Linked DNA regions of Mus musculus: region 1 is linked to region 2. The links are chromatin contacts, found by POLR2A ChIA-PET in ENCODE. All regions are on one chromosome and are shown on one strand. The core of a region is the stretch at or near the end of the contact, and the rest is flanking DNA. Distances in the headings are between cores, read along the strand shown.

Region 1 (5,556 bases), core at 2,893-5,392, 220 kb before region 2:
TAACTGTCCTGGAATTCACTCTGTAGACCAGAAATCCACCTGCCACTGCCTCTTGAATTCTGGGATTAAAGGTATGTGCCATTACACCCAGCTAAATATGCATATATTTTTAAAGCTAGCCAGTCATGCTAAAACTGGTATAGACAGCAGAGCCAGTGCAAATAATTAGTTTGGAGTCTTTAAAAATAGAAAGAGGGCTAGAGAGATGGCTTAGTGGTTAAGAGTATCTACTGTTCTTCCAGAGGCCCTGAGTTCAATACCAGCAACTACATGGTGGCTCACAACCATCTGCAATGGGGATCTGATGCCCTCTTCTGGTGTGTCTGAAGACTGCAACAGTGTACTCACATATATAAAATAAATAAATCTTTAAAATAAAAAAGAATAGAAAGAAAGGGCTGGAGAGATATCTTATCTATTAAAAGCACTTGGTGCTCTTCCAGAGGACCTGGGTTCTGATCCCAGCACCAACATTAGATTACCCACAACTACCTATAACTCCAGTCCCAGGAGATCCAACACCCTCTGGCCTCTCAGGGCACTATGCATATGTGGTATACATAAACTCATGCACACACACACAGAGCTACACAGAAATAAAAATGAACTCTCTGGGGTGATAGTGTACTTTAATCCCAGCCCTGAGAGGCAAAGTCAGGAAGATCTCTGTGAGATCAAGACCGGCCTGAGCTCCAGGACAACCAGGGTTACACAGGGAGATCCTGTCTCAAATAAATAAATAAATAAATAAATGCTTTTAAAGCGCATGAAGAGATTATGAGGGAGTTCATAAATCCACATCCTGTATAATGATATGAAAAGGAGTCAGAAAGACTGATGGGTCATGATGGAGGAAAACAGGAGGCACAGCTTACGAGGTGAGGACTCTTTTGTCTCACAAGATGAGGATGCTGAGGGCAGGCTAGGCCCTTCTCTAACTCACTCCATCATGAATAAAAATGTGCTTTTTCAGGCTGTGCCATAGGAGATGCTATTTTATAGGCAGTTTTTGGCTCTGTTTAGGGAGAAGGGATGTTAGGAGAAAAGAAAACTAGGGAGGATTAATGGTGATGGGGATCAATTTGTTGTGCAATAAACCTGAGAAGGTGAAGATCAGAAAAGATGAGAGAGAGAATTTCTCTTACAGGTGAGGTGTCTTATCAGCAGTGGGGATCCGGGAGGGCAGAGGGAGGGATTGAGGTCTGATGTGGTCAAGAAATGTTAAAATAGAATATGCAGGAATGGCGTTAGTAGTGTTGACTTCAGGAAATTGAAACAGTCACAAGTAGGGCTGCTGTTGATGCAGGAGAGTAGTCACAGGAAGGGGGGCACTGTTCAGGCTACAGTGGAGTTGCCTCTGAGTTGCCACTCATGGATGACTGGAGCCCCTGGATGGACCCACAACTTCACCATCTGTCAGTCACAGACCATGCAACACAGACTTATTAAATGGGTGGTTTCTGGGACTAGAACCAAACTAAAAGCTTGTCACTCTGAGGGTGAATTGAAAGGGTTGGGAAACATGGATATTTCAAAATCATAGGAGGGAAAACAGGCCCAAGAACTGACTGGCCACACCAGACCAAGTGTAGTGTGGAATTCCCTGGACCTCATAAATTGGTGGACACCTAGCACTAAGATGACATGGCATGGCCCACCAGCCTGACACCCAGTATGCACCAAGGATCAACCGTCACAAAACACTACTCTGATGCTAAAGCGCCAGCTCAGCTTGGGCCCTGCTGCTCACTAGAATGCCTGCTGGTCTACCTGTGTGCCTGGTGGACCTGGACACACACACACAGAGTTTCCTGCTCCAGCCTATTTCCACTCTTCCCGAGACTCCACCCTGAAGCCTGTCTCTCCCCTGGGCCACAGCAGCATCTTCATCCCAGGGTTGGTCTCAGGTTCTTACCCATGGAGATTCTATTGACATTTCTGTCCGTGCACTCTCAAACCCTTTGCACTCTGCCATAGCCTCTTGAATCTACTCTGTAAACCACATAATAGAGACCTATAGAGAGCTATATTTACTGTGTGCAGTGTGACAGAATTAAAGTGGGAATCAATGAATCTGCATTAGCCCCTGCCACATTTCCGAAACAGGCGGGGTTGTCTGAGACACTGCCACCACAGAAACCACCAAGCATTGTGAAGGTGCACCGAGGCTGAGTCACTTCTCAGATCTTCAAATTCATCTGCATTAAATTTGGTGACGGCCCCATTCTTTGAGATGTGGGTGGATCTTCTATCGGTCAGTGTACTTGAGCCTAGCCCTGTGTAAGGCCTCATCACATGCTTCTCCTCCTGCAGCTTGGTGCAGTGGGCATGATGATCTACACACAACATGAACCTTTCCTCTGTGCCTCAGAGCACACAGACGCTATGCTAAGCTTCTCTATATTGTTCGAGGCTTAGTGTCTGTAATGCCAAAGGGAGCACAAATAATTTCTCATAGCAGCCATCCAACCACTACCAATAATGTGCTACCATCAGGAAACATATTCTAAGTTGTCCATGATTCAAAAAGGACTAAAATCCAAATTTTTAGGTGAAATTATTTGATCTCTAACAATCTACCACAACATTTTATTTTATTCTATTTGTTGAGACAGGATCTTACTACCTAGCCCTGGCTGGACTGAAACTGGTTATGTAAACTAGGCTGGCCTTAAACTCACAAAAATTTACCTGCCTCTGCCTCCAAAGTGCTGGGATTAAAAGTGTGTGCCACCACACCTGGCCTGCAACAACACTGTAATAATTTTAAACACTAAGAGTTCTGTGGTTTGACATGGTCCAAACTGTTAAATTCTTTTTTGCAAATTGTTACATTCTCATGACATTCGCATCTCCATCTTGCCAAATTCCCTTCTATCCCTAGTAAGAAAATAGGCTGAATAACCACATATCTGTAGGGTGACTTATCCAAGCCAGAGTTGGAAAGCAGAGACAATAATCACAAGGTACGTTGTGTGCTGCGTTTCCTTATCACTTAGGAATGAGGTTGGTTCAATTCCTATCAACTTAATTAATAGCAGAATACAGAGCTCATTTCCAGACCACCACTGCTGACCTTGCCTGCTAGGCTGTCATTCAGATTCATTTGATTTGAAAGAAAAAGCCCCACCACCACACACACACCTCTGACTCATCTGTCCTAATTTCTTTGGCAGCCCTTTTACAGCCTGTTCTGAAGAAAGCTGCCGAAAAATATGAAGTCGAAAATATTAGACATGAGTTGGCATGGTAAGGCACACATAAAATCCCCATACTCACTTGACAGAGGCAGGGGGATCACCAGTTCAAGGCCAGTGCTCTATTACTGAGTTCTAGGCCAGCCGGAGCTACAGACTGAAATTCTGACTGGGAACATAGCTCTGCTAGTTCTGCTAGTAGAGTGCCTGCCTAGCATGGTGTGGGGTCAGAAGCACTTGGGAGATGGAGACAGGAGGATCACAAATTCAACGGTCCTGTTGGTTATGTGTGTTGGGGGTTGGGTGAAGCTCAGTGGTAGAGGTCTTGATTAGCATGTATGAGATACGAAGTACAATTCCCAGAACTGCCATGCCGCGCGCGCGCGCACGCGCGCGCGCACACACACACACACACCCCAGAAAAAAGTAGTTAAGCACACCCCTGCCAAGTGGCCTACTGGGGGTGATGGGGACTGCGTTGTTGAGACAGGGTTTCTCTGTGTAACTCTGGCTGTCCTGGAACTCACTCCGTTGACTCTGCTGTCCTCAGCGATATTGCCTGCCTATGCCTCCCTGATGCTGGGATTAAATGCTTGTCCCACCACCACTTGGCTACATGGCCTGTTTTAATGTCTCCCTTGTGTGGGGGAAAGAAACAACAATAACAACAACAAATAAAAATCCAACAGTGAGATTTTGATTCAAAGGGGGAAAAGGCATGTGAAATGAAAGTTTAAAAGAGGAAGTTGTGTCGCAAAACGTTAAAATAAGGCGCATTCCCGGGGTGGGAAGTAGAAAGTCCAAAAGTAACTTCCAAGTGCTCCGGGCTGGGAATCACCTACGGTTAGGAATCGTACTTTCCCGAATGCTATACAAGGAAAGCAAGCCCAGGTGAGAGCGAGCAAGGCCGCAGCGGCTTAAGGTCGTCGGTCCAGGGCAGCGGCGGGTCACGTGACCTAACAACATGGCCGCCCGCGGAGAATGCCGCCGGGCGGGGCAGGATTCGGAGCCGGAGCCGGAGCGGGAGCCGGAGTCCGAGCCGGGGCCGGAGCCTGAGCCCCAAGCAGGCCTAGAGTCCGGGGAAGCGTTCGAGATCGTGGACCGGAGCCAGCTGCCGAGTCCCGGCGAGCTGCGGAGTGCGTCGCGGCCTCGAGTGGCCGACAGCTGGTCGGCGCCCATCCTGACGCTGGCGCGCAGAGCCACCGGGAACCTGTCGGCGAGCTGCGGCAGCGCGCTGCGCGCGGCCGCGGGGCTGGGAGACGGCGGCGGCGGCGGGGAGCGCGCAGGTAGGCCGGGGTCCCGCGGGCCGGGGCTGCTCCCGGGCTGGGGAAACCTGACCGGCCGGACGAGCTGCTCCGCGGAGCTGTGCCGCGCGGCGCGGCACGGGGCTCTGCAATTGGTGTCACCCACCGGGCCAGGGTGACTGCGGCCCGGGACTCCCCTCCCACCTTGTTTGTCTTTGTGAACCTCAGAGCAGCTGCGTCGTGATCACGGATTGACTTTAAATAGGAGGTTTACATTAGAGGCTTAGACGGAAAATCACCAGTGTTCGTATTTTGCATACTTGACAAATGAAGTCCGGTGCTGGTCCCCAGTTAACAATCTCGGCAGCCAGCCGGTTTGCACCTGCGGCTGAGGTTGACAGCGTATTCCAAAGTTGGTGAGAGCAGCGAGTCAGAGTCAGGAGGTTTTAGTTCCCTTTATTCTCCCGCCACTAACCCCCAACCCCACCCCCCGTGGGACGAAGACTTCCCATCACCTGTCCTACTCGCGTTTCCCAGTCTATAAAAACGGGGATTAAAAAAAAAATTAATCAGCTACGTTGAATAATCCAATTCAGCTGTTATGATCTAGATTAGAATTTCAGCATACCAATAAAGAACAAAAGTAAATTATTATTTGTTTTTTATAGCTGGGCTTGGTGATTCGGGTGCATACTTCCTGCACATGTTAATGTACGTGCTCAGAACTGCGCTAATTATAATCCATTGGTGTTTCTGAACATATCTAAAATTAAAATATAAAGGATAGCCAAGGGCGTTGTGGTGCTCGCCTTTAAGACCCGCACTTAGGAGGTAAAGGCTTGTGGAGCTCTGAGAGTTTGAGACCCACCTGGTGTACACAGTGAGCCCCTGCCTCTAAATAAATAAACAGACAAATAAATAAATAACCACGTTTCACTTGGCCTGGTCACTTACTGTGAATGGACCATGCAGACTTCAGGTTGCTGAGGTAAAGTGAGTGTTGACTGTAAATGCCTGGGGCATCACGTGCATACAATAGACTTTAGTACCCAGATTTTATTTTAAAGAACAAAATCACAACAAAAACAACAAAAAAGCTTCTTTCCTTGGTAATG
Region 2 (6,130 bases), core at 3,369-5,868:
AGAGGGAGAAAATATCCAGAGGCTTCCGGAAGCTTTCAGGGCAGAGGAAACCAGAAGCAGAGTTGACATGGCTGAGGCTAGGGAGGCAGGAGAGGCGGGGAGAACAGTGGAGATGGCCATGGCCAGAGATAGCAAGAGATGCAGAACACAGAGAAACCCTGTCTCGAAAAGCCAAAAAAAAAAAAGAAAAAAAAAAAAAAAGAAAGAAAGAAAAAAGAGATGCAGGGGTTGGGGGCAGGGAGAATCCTTGCTGGGTTTTTGTTTGTTTGTTTTGTTTTTGTTTTGTTTTCCGAGACAGGGTTTCTCTGTGCAGCCCTGGCTGTCCTGGAACTCATTCTGTAGACCAGGCTGGCCTCAAACTCAGAAATCCGCCTGCCTCTGCCTCCCGAGTGCTGGGATTAAAGGCTTGCGCCACCACGCCCGGCTCTTGTTTTGTTTTTAAGAATTATATATTTATGTATATGAGTACACTGTCGCTGTCTTCAGACACACCAGAAGAGGGCGTCGGATCCCAGTACAGATGGTTGTGAGCCACCATGTGGTTACAAGGAATTGAACTCAGGACCTCTGGAAGAACAGTCAGTGCTCTTAACAGCTGAGCCATCTCTCTAGCCCAACCTTGCTGTTATATAGACTACAAAAGGGTATCTGGGAAAAGGGGCCCTGGGCAGGTGAGAGGGGCCAGGATGGGGGGGTCTTTGAAATGTCTAACAAGTACTTGTGTGTAGGGAGCCTGGAAGCCAGCAAGGGCTTTGATATAGATGTATGTCACTGGAAAGCCATGACCCTTCAGCCATGACTGCTTTTAGGGAATGGCTCCCTTTTAGGGGTAAAACCCATTTCATAAGTTCCTGAGGAACGCTGGCTTTTATCTTTACCACCAGAAATCCTTCTACAGTCCGGCTTGAGCTCGCTCCTTTTCTTTTCCTTCCTTCCTTCCTTCCTTCCTTCCTTCCTTTTTTAAAGATTTATTTATTTATTATGTGTAAGTACACTGCAGTTGTCTTCAGACACTCCAGAAGAGGGCGTCAAATCTTGTTAGGGATGGTTGTGAGCCACCATGTAGTTGCTGGGATTTGAACTCAGGACCTTTAGAAGAGCAGTCATTGCTCTTAACCGCTAAGCCATCTCTCCAGCCCCCCTCCCCTTTTTAAAAAGATTTATTTATTTATTTTATGTATATGAGTGCACTGTTGCTGTCTTCAGACACACCAGAAGAGGGCATTGGATTCCATTACAAATGGTTGTGAGCCACCATGTGGTTGCTGGGATTTGAACTCAGGACCTCTGGAAGAGCACTCAGTGCTCTTAACCATTGAGCCATCTCTCCAGCCCGAGCTTTTTTCTTATTTTTTTCTTTTTGTTTTTTTGAGACAGGGTTTCCTTTTTTTTGTTTTTTTGTTTTTGAGACAGGGTTTCTCTGTGTAGCCCTGGCTGTCCTGGAACTCACTCTGTAGAGCAGGCTGCCAAGCTTATTCCTTGACATATGGACTACATGAGACTTAACAAAATGAATCAAGGGGCAGGAGAGATGGCTCAGGGCTTAAAAGCACTTACTGCTCTTCCAGAGGTCCTGAGTTCAATTCCCAGCAACCACATGGTGGCTCACAACCTTCTGTACTGGGATCTGATGCCCTCTTCTAGTGTGTCTGGAGCTAGCTTCAGTGAGGAGACCATTGCCAAGTCTTTGGGGGGGGACCCAAGGAGACAGACAGCAGAGGTCCTGGGCCACTCTTGCTCCTGTCACAGAACCTCCCTCTTAACTCAGGCAGGCCACTTGAGGCCTGCACACTTACTTCCCTGGTAGCTTCTATTAGTGCTCCTGTGGGGAATCCCCTAGGGAGGGGTTCAGGTCCTCCCATTCCTGACACATTTCAAAGACAAGGTTAGTCACCTATCCAAAGTGCTATCTCTCGATTCAGGTGACAAGCCTTTCCCTTTCCTCCTAGTCTACGCTTCAGTGGGTGAGGGACAGGTGGACTCATGAACAAGACATCAGACATTGGCAAGATGCCTGGTCTGACTTATCTTGGCAACCTTGGCCTCTGAAAGTTCACTTTGCTGTCGGGTCCTCCAGAGACCCCTCCCGAGACCCTTCTCCAGACATCACACCCTCAAGGACCTTTTCCATCCTGTCTGCTGGCACTGGACCGGATGGCAGCAGCTTGGGATCCCCCTGTTATGACCATGATCATGGGACTCTGACTCATAGCCGCCCAGGCCACCTGACCACAGCAAGCAGAAAGGGCCCTACCAGGGGGTTCCCCAGCCACCGCCTTGTTTACCTCCCTGGTTGGCCTGGGAACTCAGGAGAGAGCCTGAGTCGCTGTAGGCTGTAGGGCATGCTGGCCTGGCCTGGAACCCAGGGCATCTCCCCATTTCTCTTTCTTCCACTGGTGACAGAGTAAAGGATTTCCCCACAGTTCCCCATTGGCTCAGACATTCCATAGGAAGTTTGGTCTGATTGAAGCTTTAAGGCTGTCAGGCCACTAGACTGCTGAGTCACGCTTGGCCAGCAGCTGACATCGGGATACAGCCTTTGCGTCCCCACTGTCCTCTGCATTAGCAGAGGGTCCTGCAGGATCAGGGGCCTTTTCCTGGGCTAGCAACTGTTGGAGAGGAAAGCCTAAAACTGGGATTGTCCTCTGGGGCAATAGGTGTGTACCTTCTAGCCACCAGGGAAATGGCAGTCACACCTGTGTGGCAAATCACTGTCCATTGCTGAGTTTTCCTAAAATTACAGATTTTTCTGCTCTCACAAAACCAATTCTGAGAGAGGTCCAGGGAAGACATGATAACTGGGAGAGGGGCCCTAGGAAGCTGGTGTGGAGACCCTGCCTCAGGGAGACGACTTGAGCTCCAATTCTGCCCTGCATGTCTTCTCCCATGACTTTGACTCAGCAGGTCTAGTCCTATGGAAAGGACCATACCTAGAAGGCCTTACAGGGTGACACCCTTCTCAGCCTCTAGCCTTCCCAGGACTGGGTTCCTGCTAAGAGCTCATTTTACTTTATTCATTTAATTTGTGGTTTGTTTTTATTTTTCCCTGAGACAGGGTTGCTCTGTGTAGCCCTGGCTGTCCTGGAACTCACTCTGTAGACCAGGCTGGCCTTGAACTCAGAAATCCACCTGCCTCTGCCTCCCAAGTTCTGGGGTTAAAGGCATGTGCCACCACTGCCCTGCTTAATTTGTTTTTTTTTTGAGAGTAGGACTTGCTATGCAAGCCTGGCCGAGCCTTGAATTAGAATTCCTCTTGACTCAGCTTCCCAAGGGCTGGGGTTACAGATGTGTGTCATCATGCTAGCTAACAGGTCACTCTGGCCACAGAAAGCAGCATTTCCTGGTTTTGGCGTTTGTATTGGGGGTTGAACCTAAGATGTAACACATACTAGGCAGGTGCTCTGTCACTGAGCTATATCCCTATGCACCAAATTCCCATTAATGATATCTCCCGGGTATATCCCTACTAAGCTAAATCCTCATGACCTGTATCCCTACTAAGCTAAATCTCTATAAGCTGTATCCCTACTAAGCTAAATCTCCTGTATCCTTACTAAACTGTATAGCCAGATTCTTTATTCCCGCCCCCCAGCACCCAGACTTTTTTTCTTTCTTAGAAGCCTCATGCAGCCAAGGCTGGCTTTGAACTCTGGAACCTCTGACCTCCCAAGTACTAGGATCACTTTCTATTTTGAAACAGTTTCACCAAGTTGCTCAAGCAGAATATCTTGAACTTGGTCTTTTCCTGCCTCAGCACCTCAAACAGCTGGAATAACCAACCTGTGGCACAGGACTGGCTATAGCTTGTATTTTGGTTCCTAGATGGAGGGCAGGTGGTCTGATCCCTTTGTGCTTTGAAGCCACTAAGGCCTGAGATACATGTACCTTCCGAGAGAGAGAGAGAGAGAAAGAGAGAGAGAGAGAGAGAGAGAGAGAGAGAGAGAATATGAATGTGTGTGTATGTGTGTGTGTGTCTGGGCTGCAGTGAGGAATCTCTGGTTGCAATGAACAGGTTGTGACTACTGCTGCCTCTGGAGCCCTGGCTACCCCTCTTACAGGGTGGGTTTGTGAGAAGTCACCAGTGCTTGTCCAACACCTCTCAACCTGATCTTTGTTAAATTGGGTGAGGCCTAAGATGGTGGGTGATGTTCCTTTATTCAGTGAGGGGCTGGTCATGGTGGATGCCTGGAAGGGGGTGGGAGTGGGGGCTACTACCGGGGACACTATGTTTAGGAGGGTCGGAATAGCATCCTGTGAGACAGCCTGTTTGGCTAAAAGAATGGCTACCTGACAGTAGACATCTGTGTCCTCCTAGCTTCTGGGCCGTACATCCCCCCTGGCTTGGGGACGACACTGCTGAGTCATAGGCAGGCCCAAGCCTGGGAGGTACCTAGGCTCGATACTTACGGGTCCTTTTCCCAACGACTTGAGGCTGAGGCTGGTCTCTTGTGGTCACCCATGTATTCGGTGGGAAAGAAAAGAGTAGGCAGTGGGGTCGTCTCGACCCCGTACCTTTCAAGGGTCCCATCAAGGGGGCTCCAGCGGCCGCCCCAGCCTAGGGGAGGGGCGGGGCTCATAGAGGCTCCGCCCCCACGAGGCGGGGCTCCCCCGTTTTCTATAAAAGCTGGGCTCTCGGCGCCGCCGCTGCCCAGCTGTTTCGTCCGTACCTAGACCGCGGTTATGGCGTCGTTCACGGTGAAGGCCTATCTTCTGGGCAAGGAGGAGGCGACCCGCGAGATCCGCCGCTTCAGCTTCTGCTTCAGCCCGGAGCCGGAGGCGGAAGCCCAAGCCGCGGCCGGCCCGGGGCCCTGCGAGAGGCTGCTGAGCCGAGTGGCTGTGCTGTTCCCCACGCTGAGGCCTGGCGGCTTCCAGGCGCACTACCGCGGTGAGGGCCTGGGGCGGGGAAGCCAACCTCCCCCGCCAGGGAGTAGTAGGTCTGGGCGAGGACGAGGCGGCGTGTCCTCTGGCTCCCCGCGGGGACAGGGTGGTCAGGCGGCCGCTCAGGTTACATCTAACATCCAGCGGTTCGCTTGCTCCCCGTAACGCCCGGTGGTGGGTTCAGTTAAAGCCCCGGAAGACCTGGGACCAGGCAGACGTGGAGGAGGGGTGGAGAGGAGTGACGCGGATAAATAAGCAGCGGGGGCGGGGTGGGGCAGCCCGTGGGAAGGGAGGTAGGGGACCCCGGAACTAGCTCAGTCTCTTGCGTTGGAGTGGCTGGTGGCTGCATGGGGTGGAGCTAGAGGTTGTTGACAAGAGACGAGTGGACAAGACCCTCCCTGTGGGAGGGAATGGTTTTGCGATCTCTATGGAGGACTGTGGGTAGGCCAGGTTGGTTGGTCAGTCTCTCTCTTTTCTGAAATAAAGCCACGTAGCCTGATTGGCCTGGAATTCACGAGTGGTTTAGGCCGTCCTCAATCACTCCAATCCTCTTGTCTCAATTTTCTAGTGCAGGAATCACAGGGACTACTGGACAGAAAATTTTCAGTGTAACTGCGTTATAACCTAGGACCTGTGCAATTCACCCAGTAAAAGTGTATAACGATTATTCTTTCGTATTAGCAGAGACAGGTCTTACTATATGGCCGGGATGGCCTGTATCTCTAAATTGTCCTTCTGAGTCATCTTTGTGCTAGGCATCCAGTCCAGGGCTTCATGCATGTTAGGCCCTCGAGCAACTGAGCTACCTCCCCAGCTCCTTGCATTTAAAAAAAAAAAATGAGTTGTATAACTATTTTCACATTCGGCTTAGAATCTCTTCATTGTTTTATAAATTTTATTTATATATTACATAAAAATTATATAACAATTATTGTAATAATTATTATTTTATTATATAATTTTTTTCCTGTTTGTCATCTTGTATCCTTTCCAGTTCCAGGCAATGGCTGGTCTACTTTAGTATTCATTTTACTATTAGGAATTAGAACACATTAAAATGGCTTTTTTTTTTTTTTTTGGTTGCTTTTTCAAGACAGGGTTTCTCTAGGTAGCTTTGGCTGGTCTGTAGACCAGGCTGGCACAGTGAATCTTTGTTCATTCACTTATTAATATGTCTAAGGCCCATTTGTATTACAGCTCTCACTAGTACATCTTCCCCCCTCCAGTACTGGGAATTGAACCTAGGGCTTTG

Evidence for each region. ChIA-PET counts read pairs that join two places held with the same protein, here RNA polymerase II (POLR2A).
Region 1: POLR2A ChIA-PET joins it to region 2 with 16 read pairs in Patski. The contact joins the promoter of Rufy1 here to the promoter of Sqstm1 in region 2. POLR2A ChIA-PET finds 5 or more read pairs at or near these places in 4 of 5 experiments (Patski and embryonic stem cell).

The regions. Positions count from the first base shown.
Region 1 is chr11:50,429,711-50,435,266 of GRCm38, reverse strand. Rufy1 (RUN and FYVE domain containing 1) reads left to right here and starts at 4,142. Exons shown (of 18, transcript NM_172557.3): 1 at 4,142-4,483. The coding sequence starts at 4,162.
Region 2 is chr11:50,209,308-50,215,437 of GRCm38, reverse strand. Sqstm1 (sequestosome 1) reads left to right here and starts at 4,618. Exons shown (of 8, transcript NM_011018.3): 1 at 4,618-4,885. The coding sequence starts at 4,681.